Regions from separate parts of the Mus musculus genome. Here region 2 is linked to region 1. Evidence: chromatin loops called from intact Hi-C (ENCODE). Cell type or tissue: left cerebral cortex. All regions are shown on one strand. Links, peaks and the distances in the headings refer to the core of each region. The heading gives the core; the rest is flanking DNA.

Region 1 (6,554 bases), core at 1,609-4,108:
GTTTCAACAAAGCCATTTCCCATCAGCTCTGAACATTTAGACTTTTGAGAAAACATGAACAAGAAGGTCCTGTTACAGGAGACAAATGCAGAGACACCCCCCAACCCCAACCTTGCCCCCAAACATACTCACCTAGTTGCTCAGAGCTCAGGGTCCAAATCAGCCTTAGTGCTGTGCTTGTGACTGATTGTGAGGCTAATCAGTGGCCTGTTATTTATTGAGGTAGCAGACTTGGTAGAAACCTCATTGGCTGAAAGCTGGATGTTTGATAATTATAAACCACAGAGCCAAGTAGATGGGCCGTGGAGAGGGACATTCAGGTGTAGTCAACTTCGTGACCACCACAGAATGAACCTGGAAGGGAATCAGGATCTGAGATGGCTCAGGGGTCCTTAATCTCATGATGGAATGCAGGCACCTCACCTCCTTGTCCCTTCCCGGGTGCAGTGGCTCTCTCCCAGCACTCTTATCCCTCTCTGAGGCTCTCTGCTCCCTGCTCCTCTCCCATGAGCTCACTTGTCATCACAAGCAGGAGTTACACCTACTGTCTCAAGTGCAGGAGCCTTCATTTGTGGACTTCTCCCTGCCCAGGCTGCACTTGCCTCCTTTTCTAATGGCTCCTGGTGGTCTTTGCTGACTTCTCCATCCCTGCCTCAAACATGTGTTGATGAAAATACCATGGTGCATTAGTCTTCTTAGGCCCCAGACTTAGAGAAACACCCTTGTATGTTAAAATGTCCCCATGGAAGAGACCCACTTATGCCCCTCAGCTTGTGGCTTTCTGCCTAGGGTGAAGCCAGTATTTGTAGGATTCATCTGTGTGTGTGCTGGGGGAGAGGGGTGTAGACTAAACTAGGAGTGCCCCACCCGTCACTATTCACAGAGATAGATGGACAAGCAGAGGCTTATTCTCCAAATACAATCCAGTTTGGTGGGGAATCTAAGGGCACTGCAATAAATATGTGTTACCGCACACAGGTCCCACTTTCCAGTGGCTGGCCCAAATAAAGGAGAAGACTTATGTAACATCCTTACATAACCTCTCTTGGCAACAAAGACAGAAATGGAGAGGGAGCACAGGTTAGCAGACAGAGCAGCACCATTCCCACAGTGAACTAGGCAGAGACGGTTCAAGATTGTGGGGACCTTTTGGCAAGATGCAATTCTAGTTTAGTCTTCAGTGAGTATTGCTAGTTTTGGGGCACACACCCTCCAGATCTCTCCTGTGTGACCAAGCAGCCTCCTTTGGTGACTTATGCATCAGGGGAGGGTCTGACTGAAGTGAGCCTGGGCAGATGAAGATAACCCACACATCATCTCTGCAATTTACCAACACATCTGTGTCCTTGTGCGTGGTTCAGTGGAATGGAGGATTTTCACAGAGATGCAGGCTGAGGATGGGCTTTAGGGCCTGTCTGTCCTCAGCCCTTGCAGTCTGGCCCTCAGCCTCACTTTCCAGCCGGAAGCTTCCAGGCAAACTCCTTCCAGATTGGACAGAATCCATCTGGAAGAAGCTGGCCAACCAGGCTTCCCTGCCTCCGGGGAGGTGATAAATTCCTTCTGGCCTGAGTTTCTAATGGCCTGGAGTTGTTAATTAGTGTGGGGATAAGCTCCCTTGGGGGAGTGTGGGGTTTCTAAGCATAGCAGAGAGAGTGCAAAGGTCCTGTGCTTTCTTGATGCTGAGAGCAGCCCCACCCTCCACTCTGCTGATTTCTGAACTCACAGTTCATAGTTTCAGGTTGTCACACCCCCTAACTCCAGGCAGATTCCACATCTCTAGTGAAGTTGCTGGTTTGTCTGTGACAACTTTCTGGGTTCATTTTCTTTGTTGTGATTCTCCTCAAAAGCTGTGATATTAAAAAACCTGATCCTATTTGATTGATTGCTGGTTCTGAGTCCAAAAATGGGTTATTTTTTTCATCCTGAAATAGTGGGTCCAATGAGAAGGCCGAGTGTTGGTTGAACAGCAAGGTTGACTTGCATTCTTGGCCAAAAGCAGAAGTAGAAGATACTCCCAAGTCTACTTCTCTATCCACTGGTGATCTGTATAAAATACAACTGAAAGGAAGGATAGACTAGAGAAGACATGGGAATTCATGTCTTCTTGGGGAGTGAGTAGAGATTTTCCCAGAATTCACACACCACATCTGTCCCTTTTTTATAGTTCTTTCTTTTTCTCATTATGCAATGATATATGTTTTGGGGTGGATAGGGTGTTATCAGAATGCAGGTACTTTACAATGAAGTTATAGATGTCTGCTGGACACCCTGGCAGACTTTTAATTCCAAGCAGGATCCAACATCTGTTAACGTATAAGCTCTCTCAGAGAGTTTAGTTTTCTCAGGGGGTCGATTATTCTGGAAATGAACATGTAGATTTAGACAAGACCCTAGAAAAGCTCTTTTGTTTCCAGTAGTGACAAGAGAAAAATTCTCCCATAGTCTTGGTGTTGGGCTCCTGTTACAGTTTAGATCTGGACAGTCCTGCACTGAAACAAGGTCTTGGGAGGTGGTGGGTACTTTAGAAGGTGACACTTCTTAGGAATCTCCATCATTAGAGGATGTGCTAGAAGACTATACCAGATCCAGTTTGGATTGATGGTGACAGAACTGGTGGCTGCAGAAACCGCTCTGCTGGTAGAGCATTGACTGCTTGTTCATAGGACTTGGGTCCAATCTCTAGAACCTACATGGTGGCTTTGAACATTGTCACTTTCCCCTAACGTTCTTCCTATCAGACTCCTGGGAAGTATTTCTGACCAAGGGACAATAGCACCTGTTTTTCTTCTTTAGTGTCTATTTTGACAGGAGGTGGGAACAGCTGCTTAGGCAACTGTCGTCCTCCAGCTAGCCCACGGTTGCTTTGTCTGCAGCATAGCTGGGGTCTAGGCTTCAGGGTATATACAGTATGGTTCCACCGTAGGTGGAAAGAACACCTTCCCAGAGGCCACTCATTTGAGACAAATGTTTGCTCTGGACCTTCAGGTCAGTCTGCAGTGTATGTCCTACCTGTGAAGGTGCTCCAGGGCCTTCGAGAACCCTCAGGGCTACAACAACCTGTGCCAAGCCTCTTCCTGGAAAGCCCTTCCCACCATACCTCCTTAGGGAGAATCCATTCACCCCAGGCCCCACCTGTCACTTCTCTTTCTGTGTTGAATGCCCTCAGTGCTATGGATGCAGCTTTGTTTGAATTCTACTCAGTGAAGCCCCAGTCAGATAAAATATAGAAGTTACAATCAGACAACAGTTCAACCCCCCCTGTCTGCTTTTAGTGTATAGCTTCATCTCTCTGCCTTCTGCTCATATTTTTGCAGGTGGGGTCAAAGTGGTGGTCCCAGTGGGGCTGGGCACTCTCACAGGATCCATAAGAACACTGCACCCACAGCTTGCTCTCTCTAATCTTGGTGACCATAGATATGAATTTAGATTCTTCTAAATTATTCTCTGCTTTACAGAGATGAAAACTATAGACTGTAATTTCAATTTTTCACAATGTAAAACTTTGTAATGTTTTGTCCATTGACAATGCTTTGGCTACTGACACTTATCAGGGGCTAAACATATTCATAAGAGCAGTGGTTTTCTATTTGATTGATACTTTGGAATTATATAACCTTGTCTGGACTGTGTACAGCCTTTTTGATGATGCATCTGATTTTAGACATACACAGTATATTATGTAATTAGAGCGTTCTCTTTAAAAGTTTACTTATGATCTTGTATCCCAGATCTCTCAGAGACCAGTCCAAGCAGGAGAGCTCAAAGGCTGCAGAATCAACAGAGATTCTTGGACAGGGTCCCCTCGGGCCTTCATCCTCAGCCAGGAGGCAGAGCTGAGACCCAGACCTCTGTGCACCTTCCTTGCCAGAGGAGAGCTTGCCTGCAGAGAGTGCTCTGACCACTAGGAATCAGGAGAGAGTTGGGCTCCCAGGAGTGCTGACAAAGCTAACAGAATCACAGAAGGAATGAGCTCCAGAGACAGCTAGAACATCTAACACCAGAGAATACAAGATGGTGAAAGGCAAATGTAAGAATCTTACTAGCAGAAATCAAGACCACTTGGTATCATTGGAACCTAGTACACCCACCACAGCAAGTCCTGGATACCCCAACACACCCAAAAAGCAAGCTTTGGAATTAAAGTTATATCTCATGATGCTGGTAGAGGAATTTAAGACGGGCATTAATAACTCACTTAAAGAAATAAAGGAGAACACTGCTAAACAGGTAGAAGTACTTAAAGAGGAAACACAAAAATCCTTTAAAGAATTACAGGAAAACACAACCAAACAAGTGATAGAATTGAACAAAACCATCCAAGATCTAAAAATGGAAGTAGAAACAATAAAGAAAACCCAAAGGGAGACAACTCTGGAGATAGAAATCCTAGGAAAGAAAACAGGAACCATAGATGTGTGAGCATCAGCAACAGAATACAAGAGATGGAAGAGAGAATCTCAGGTGCAGAAGATTCCATAGGGAACATGGACACAACAATCAAAGAAAATGCAAAATGCAAAAAGATCCTAACTCAAAACATCCAGGAAATCAAGGACACAATGAGAAGAGCAAACCCAAGGATAATAGGTATAGATGAGAATGAAGATTTTCACCTTAAAGGGTCAGTAAATATCTTCAACAAAATTATAAAAGAAAACTTCCCTAACCTAAGGAAAGAGATGCCCATAAACATACAAGAAGCCTACAGAACTCCAAATAGATTGGACCAGAAAAGAAATTCCTCCTGACACATAATAATCAGAACAACAAATGTACTAAATAAAGATAGAATATTAAAAGCAGTAAGGGAAAAAGGTCAAGTAACATATAAAGGCAGACTTATTAGAATTACACCAGACTTCTCACCAGAGACTATGAAAGCCAGAAGATCCTGGACAGATGTTATACAGATCCTAAGAGAACACAAATGCCAGCCAGGCTACTATACCCAGCCAAACTCTCAATTACCATAGATGGAGAAACCAAAGTATTCCATGACAAAACCAAATTCACAGAATATCTTTCCACGAATCCAGCCCTTCAAAGGATAATAAATCCAAAACTCCAACACAAGGAAAGAAATTATGCCCTAGAAAAAGCAAGAAAGGAATTCTTCAACAAACCTAAAAGAAGACAGCCATAATAAGAACAGAATCCCAACTCTAACAACAAAAATAACAGGAAGCAACAATTACTTTCCCTTAATATCTCTTAATATCAATGGACTTAATTCCTCAATAAAAAGACATAGACTAACAGACTGGCAACATAAATAGGACCCAACATTTTGCTGCATAAAGGAAACCCACCTCAGGAGCAAAGACAGACACTACCTCAGAGTAAAAGGCCAGAAAACAATTTTCCAAGCAAATGGTCCGAAGAAACAAGCTGGAGTAGCCATTCTAATATCGAAAAAAATCAACTTCCAAACCAGAGTCATCAAAAAAGACAAGGAGGGACACTTCATGCTCATCAAAGGGAAAATCTTCCAAGATGAACTCTCAATTCTGAATGTCTATGCTCCAAATGGAAGGACATCCACATTCATTAAAGAAACTATAGTAAGGCTCAAAGCACACTTTGCACCACACACAATAATAGTGGAAGACTTCAACACCCCACTCCCATCAATGGACAAATCCTGGAAACAGAAACTAAACAGAGAATAATGAAACTAACAGAAGTTATGAAACAAATGGATTTAACAGATACAATTTGCAAAACACATGAAATTCAAGAAGAAGGAAGACCAAAGTGTGGATACATTGTTCCTTCTTAGAATGGGGAACAAAATACCCATGGAAGGAGTTACAGAGACAAAGTTCAGAGCTGAGATGGAAGGAAGGACCACTCAGAGACTGCCCCAACTGGAGATCCATCCTATAAACAACCACCAAACCCAGACACTTGCATATGCCAGGAAGATTTTGCTTACAGGACCCTTATATCTCTTGTGAGGCTATGCCAGTGCCTGGCAAATATAGAAGGAGATGCTTACAGTCATCTATTGGATGGAACACTGGGCCCCCAATGAAGGAGCTAGAGAAAGTACCCAAGGAGCTGAAGGGGTCTGCAGCCAGGAGGAACAACAGTATGAAGTAACCAATACCCCCAGAGCTCATGTCTCTAGCTGCATATGTAGCAGAGGATGGCCTAGTTGGCCATCAATGGGATTAGAGGCCCTTGGCCTTGTGAAGATTATATGCCCCAGTACAGGGGAATGCCAGGGCCAGGAAGCAGGAGTGGGTGGGTTGGGGAGCAGGGTGGGGGAAGGAGACTTTTGGGGTAGCATTTGAAATGTAAATGAAGAAAATATCTAATAAAAAAAAGTTCACTTACATAACATAGTTTGCCTTACTATACATGTATCCAAAACCACTAGGCTGAATTCTCTCTCTCTCTCTCTCTCTCTCTCTCCCTCTCCCTCTCCCTCTCCCTCTCCCTCTCCCTCTCCCTCTCCCTCTCTCTCTCTCTCTCTCTCTCTCTCTCTCTCTGATTTTATTTCTTTATTTGATATATATGATGAGTACACTGTAGCTGTCTTCAGACACACC
Region 2 (6,554 bases), core at 1,518-4,017, 110 kb before region 1:
AGGCAGGGTTGCTGGTAGCAGCCTGTGCCCCTCCCTCCTTCACACAGAGCCGAGCTAAGATGCAATGGAGAGGGGACATTAGCTGGTAATAGAAGAGCCTCACTTTAACCTTCTCCTGCAGTGTGTTTGATTAACCTGAGCTCTGGGCAGTTGCCTGCAGAAGCCTTAGCCCACTGTTTTGTCTAGTCAGGCTAATTTTAAAGTTCTACCCTGCTACCTGGCCACAAATATCTGCTAGCTCTACAATTGTTCCTAAAACAAACTTGCTTTAACAATGTGCACATTAGCTTTTTCTTTTTTTAGAGATAACATCTCACAGTGTTGCTAAAGCTGTCTGGCTATCCTTGACCTAGAATTACAACCATGTCCAGCCATACTGGTAAAGTTTAATCTGGGTCCTGTCTACTGAATACATCCACATTGATTTTGTTCAAAAGATTAACCAGGGCTAGAGAGAGAGCTCAGCAATGAAGAACTCTTGTTACCCTTCTGGAGAACCTGGGTTCAATTCCCAGCACCCCAAATGATGGCTTACAACAGTTCCAGGAGATCTGACACCCTATTCTTACCTTCTTTTGACACAAATCCCCCAAGTTCATGGGTTTCCTTGACTTTCTGCCCATCCCAATTCTGTTAGAAGTAACCCTACCATTCTTACCTGAAGATTTGGGGTTCCTAAGACAAGTGCTAAACAGCACGTGTTTCTCCACTGCAGAGCAGGGTGTCAAACTGGCCAAGAATATCCCGGAGCCTCTGGCATCAGTGGAGCTGTTTAGAAAGGTACATTCCACTTTCCTGAGGCTATGTGACTGCAGGAGGCAGAGCAGCAGTTCCCCATAGAACTCATGCAGGGGCTGGGCAGCTGAGCCAGTAAAGTGACCCCCCCAAGCCCTCAGATTTCCAGAACCCACATAGAAAAGCTGGGTGTTGGGGCTTTTGTTTGTAATCCTAGCAATGAGGAATCAAGATAAATGGATCCTGGGGCTACCTGGCCAGCCAGTTTGTGCCAGTGAGAAACTGTGTCAAAAAACATTTGAGGTTGAGTTCTGACATATTTGCACAAGCTCACACACACACACATGCACACACACACGCACACGCACACACAAAAGAGAGCACACATATTCACATGCATTCATGTGACTCCATGGACAGCATTGCTCTCTTTAACTACTTGTGAACTTGAGAGTTTTAGACATAGCTATAGGCTTCTTTCATTTTCCCATTACTGGGAGAAAACACTTTCAGGCTTTAAAGTTAACCATTTTTTTTAAATTATTATTATTATTATTAAGATAGGGCTTCATTATGTAGCTCTTGCTGGCCTAGATTTTGCTATGTAGATGAATCTGGTTTTGGAACTCACAGATAGCCTCCTGCCTCACCTCTGCCTTCTGAGTGCTGGGATTAAAAGCATGCAGATGCTTGGGGTTAATAACTATTTTAAAATACACAAAAAAACAGTTGGTGTCATTTGATAACATTTGCACTGCTATTATGATATTATCACGACCCTAAGACATCAAGGCTTACAGGAACACATTCAGGCCAGAGGCACTTAGGGAAATGAGGAATCGCAGGGCAATGTGGACAGGATGGAGCTGTGTCCCAGGGCTGATGTATGGGAGCCTTGCTAATCCTATAGCTTTTCTTGACTATAGGAACACTCCATGTTCAGCCTATCTTAAGACATGCATGCTGCTCCACGAGGTCGAGTCCAATCAGTTGCCACAGTGTGTAAATAATTTCTAAAACACCCTGTGGCTCACCTCCACCCACTGTCCTAACCTTGTGCTGCCTGGCTAGTCACAGGGCCATAGCCAGTCCCTTGGTTCTGGGACTTCAGTCCCTCTAAAGCAGAGGTAGGTGAGATTCCAACCAAGTCTTAGTTCTGCATGTAACACCTTCAGAGTTTGGGAAAGACCTTCACTTCCTTATGCTTCTGCTTTTGTAACTCTACAAAAACCTGGAGCCCTGCCTGAACCAGACTGCTAGAGTGAGGTAATAGGCTTCTGCCAACCCAAGGTGTCCTGAGACCCTGACAGCTGGCCTGCCAAGCTCAGTAGATGACCCAAAGATTCACAAGCTAAGTAAAATTTTACTATTTTGTGTTACTGTTTTTTTTTCTTTTCATTCCTTTTTTTTTATTAGGTATTTTTCTCATTTACATTTCCAATGCTATCCCAAAAGTCCCCCATACCCTTCCCCCCCACCCCCCTCCCCACCCACTCCCACTTTTTAGCCCTGGCATTTCCCTGTACTGGGGCATATAAAGTTTGCAAGTCCAATGGGCCTCCGAGTAGGCCATGTTTTGATACATATCCAGCTAGAGTCAAGAGCTCCGGGGTACTGGTTAGTTCATATTGTGTTACTTTTTATACATGGCGTTATGTTAGCTAAAGAATACCTCAGAAAGCCTAGATAACACAGAGTAACCATTGCCCCAAGCCCACCCACAAAACACTTACTCAGATGTGCTTGAGAGTGAGGGTTAGTGGTTTGCACCTGAAGTAGCTGGGTCTGCTTGTTACTATTACAGAAGCAATCAGATCCTGATTGACGCCCAGAGGAGAGAGATCACAGGTCCCCTTCCCAAGGAGAAGTGAGGCTATACTTTAAGTTTATCATTGGAGATTTCCTTAGTCTGGACAAATAGGTGTAGAAGGTCTCGCCAGTCTTCTGGAAGCCCATGCCCTGGTAGAGAGCCAGGGCTGCGTACTGCAGCATGCTGGTGGAAAGGACAACTTCACTGAAGCCCTGCATCTGTGCAAATTGGAGGACAGTCCTGACCATAGCTTTCCCTAGGCCTTCTCTTCGGTGCTGCAATGACACAGAGAGGTGAAGTAGCTGCAGTTGCTTCTTCTGCAAGAGGGGGTCCTTCACTGGCCGAGCAGCCACCATGCCCACTGTCTGACCTCTAGACTCAGCTACCCAGAAGCAGGAGGAGTGAGAACTCATGTAGGTTCTGGTGATGTCAGCCATGTCTGTGTGCAAACAGTTCATCACATGCTTTTCCCATGTGTATTTTGCAAGGAACCACAGGGAAAGAAAGAGGGTAAGGATGGACAGAAGAACCAGAAGCCAGGAGCCTGAGGCCAGGAATAGAGTAAGAGGGACCCCGAGTAAGAGCAGGAGGGTTCGGGGCAGCAGCAGCATGTGGCGAAAGGTGGCGGGGATGTGCTCCTCCATGCCTCTGCGGAACAAATCCACCACACTCCTGTGGTCGCTGTCCTGGTATTTTCGGATATGATAAGGAGCCATGGGAGACTTCGGAGGCTAAGATCTCAAAGACCAAAGACACAGCTGCTTCTGACTGTAGGTTTCCCTGTAACCCTGCTGAAGAGAAAAGAAACCATGCAAGTCCCCCAACTAAGTTCCCAGCTTGCCATTAACCTATTCAACATGTGTCTGTGTGTGTCTGTGTGTGTACATGCACATGTGACCTAAGAGGAAACCATTAACAGAGAGAATGTATAAAGCCAGACACACTGGTTGGAATGTTATTTTCTCTGCCTGTCTGGAAGTGAGACATTGGGCACATCACTTAATCTCTCTGGACCTATATCTTCACCTGCAGAACATGATAAAGAAACACTTGCCTTCTAGACTCCCCTTGAAGTACCGGCGGCCCCCTTCTCTTCCACCCTCCTGGCCCCATTACTGGCTCTCTAAATTTCATGGAGCATTGAGATAGTACCCTGAGGCCACCAGTCTTCATGCCCAGCTCCTTTGATCTCTTTCTCTAGAGTATATACATTGCAAATGCAGGATTTCCAAGATCAAGTTTCAACAAAGCCATTTCCCATCAGCTCTGAACATTTAGACTTTTGAGAAAACATGAACAAGAAGGTCCTGTTACAGGAGAGGAATGCAGAGACACCCCCCAACCCCAACCTTGCCCCCAAACATACTCACCTAGTTGCTCAGAGCTCAGGGTCCAAATCAGCCTTAGTGCTGTGCTTGTGACTGATTGTGAGGCTAATCAGTGGCCTGTTATTTATTGAGGTAGCAGACTTGGTAGAAACCTCATTGGCTGAAAGCTGGATGTTTGATAATTATAAACCACAGAGTCAAGTAGATGGGCTGTGGAGAGGAACATTCAGGTGTAGTCAACTGCGTGACTGCCACAGAATGAACCTGGAAGGGAATCAGGATCTGAGATGGCTCAGGGGTCCTTAATCTCATGATGGAATGCAGGCACCTCACCTCCTTGTCCCTTCCCGGGTGCAGTGGCTCTCTCCCAGCACTCTTATCCCTCTCTGAGGCTCTCTGCTCCCTGCTCCTCTCCCATGAGCTCACTTGTCATCACAAGCAGGAGTTATACCTACTGTCTCAAGTGCAGGAGCCTTCATTGGTGGACTTCTCCCTGCCCAGGCTGCACTTGCCTCCTTTTCTAATGGCTCCTGGTGGTCTTTGCTGACTTCTCCATCCCTGCCTCAAACATGTGTTGATGAAACTACCATGGTGCATTAGTCTTCTTAGGCCCCAGACTTAGAGAGACACCCTTGTATGTTAAAATGTCCCCATGGAAGAGACCCACTTATGCCCCTCAGCTTGTGGCTTTCTGCCTAGGGTGAAGCCAGTATTTGTAGGATTCATCTGTGTGTGTGCTGGGGGAGAGGGGTGTAGACTAAACTAGGAGCGCCCCCCCCCTCACTATTCACAGAGATAGATCGACAAGCAGAGGCTTATTCTCCAAATACAATCCAGTTTGGTGGGGAATCTCAGGGCACTGCAATAAATATGTGTTACCGCACACAGGTCCCACTTTCCAGTGGCTGGCCCAAATAAAGGAGAAGACTTATGTAACATCCTTACATAACCTCTCTTGGCAACAAAGACAGAAATGGAGAGGGAGCACAGGTTAGCAGACAGAGCAGCACCGTTCCCACAGTGAACTAGGCAGAGACGGTTCAAGATTGTGGGGACCTTTTGGCAAGATGCAATTCTAGTTTAGTCTTCAGTGAGTATTGCTAGTTTTGGGGCACACACCCTCCAGATCTCTCCTGTGTGACCAAGCAGCCTCCTTTGGTGACTTATGCATCAGGGGAGGGTCTGACTGAAGTGAGCCTGGGCAGATGAAGATAACCCACACAGCATCTCTGCAATTTACCAACACATCTGTGTCCTTGTGCATGTTTCAGTGGAATGGAGGATTTTCACAGAGATGTGGGCTGAGGATGGGCTTTAGGGCCTGTCTGTCCTCAGCCCTTGCAGTCTGGCCCTCAGCCTCACTTTCCAGAGCAGAAGCTTCCAGGCAAACTCCTTCCAGATTGGACAGAATCCATCTGGAAGAAGCTGGCCAACCAGGCTTCCCTGCCTCCGGGGAGGTGATAAATTCCTTCTGGCCTGAGTTTCTTTTTTTTTTTTTTTTTTTTTTCTTTCCATTTTTTATTAGGTATTTAGCTCATTTACATTTCCAATGCTATACCAAAAGTCCCCCATACCCACCCACCCCCACTCCCCTACCCGCCCACTCCCCCTTTTTGGCCCTGGCGTTCCCCTGTTCTGGGGCATATAAAGTTTGTGTGTCCAATGGGCCTCTCTTTCCAGTGATGGCCGACTAGGCCATCCTTTGATACATATGCAGCTAGAGTCAAGAGCTCCGGGGTACTGGTTAGTTCATAATGTTGATCCACCTATAGGGTTGCAGATCCCTTTAGCTCCTTGGGTACTTTCTCTAGCTCCTCCATTGGGAGCCCTGTGATCCATCCATTAGCTGACTGTGGGCATCCACTTCTGTGTTTGCTAGGCCCCGGCATAGTCTCACAAGAGACAGCTACATCTGGGTCCTTTCGATAAAATCTTGCTAGTGTATGCAATGGTGTCAGCATTTGGATGCTGATTATGGGGTGGATCCCTGGATAAGGCAGTCTCTACATGGTCCATCCTTTCATCTCAGCTCCAAACTTTGTCTCTGTAACTCCTTCCAAGGGTGTTTTGTTCCCAGTTCTAAGGAGGGGTATAGTGTCCACACTTCGATAGTATATATAAGTGACCCTAAAAATTCCACCAGAGAACTCCTAAACCTGATAAACAGCTTCGGTGAAGTAGCTGGATATAAAATTAACTCAAACAAGTCAATGGCCTTTCTCTACACAAAGAATAAACAGGCTGAGAAAGAAATTAGGGAAACAACACCCTTCTCAATAGTCACAAATAATATAAAATATCTCGGAGTGACTCTAAGAAAGTGAAAGATCTGTATGATAAAAACTTCAAGTCTCTGAAGAAAGAAATTAAAGAAGATCTCAGAAGATGGAAAGATCTCCCATGCTCATGGATTGGCAGGATCAACATTGTAAAAATGGCTATCTTGCCAAAAGCAATCTACAGATTCAATGCAATCCCCATCAAAATTCCAACTCAATTCTTCAACGAATTAGAAGGAGCAATTTGCAAATTCATCTGGAATAACAAAAAACCTAGGATAGCAAAAACTCTTCTCAAGGATAAAAGAACCTCTGGTGGAATCACCATGCCTGACCTAAAGCTTTACTACAGAGCAATTGTGGTAAAAACTGCATGGTACTGGTATAGAGACAGACAAGTAG

What was found. Peaks named below come from ENCODE experiments on the same cell type or tissue, not always from the same donor. Only the 100,000 strongest peaks of a DNase experiment are listed, where the experiment ranks them.
Region 2: a loop joins it to region 1, with 14 times the contacts of the local background. A loop is called at or near these places in 4 of 42 quality-filtered maps.

Annotation. Positions count from the first base shown.
Region 1 is chr6:85,809,687-85,816,240 of GRCm38, forward strand. It overlaps Nat8f6 (N-acetyltransferase 8 (GCN5-related) family member 6), which reads right to left and starts at 191. Exons shown (of 3, transcript NM_001201389.1): 1 at 133-191; 2 at 1-41. In left cerebral cortex, for the core only: no CTCF peak of the experiment used is centred there; no DNase peak of the experiment used is centred there.
Region 2 is chr6:85,704,596-85,711,149 of GRCm38, forward strand. It overlaps Nat8f7 (N-acetyltransferase 8 (GCN5-related) family member 7), which reads right to left and starts at 3,966. Exons shown (of 2, transcript NM_001253910.2): 1 at 3,916-3,966; 2 at 2,112-3,336. The coding sequence starts at 3,261. The coding sequence ends at 2,578. It also overlaps a transcript of Alms1 not described here. In left cerebral cortex, for the core only: no CTCF peak of the experiment used is centred there; no DNase peak of the experiment used is centred there.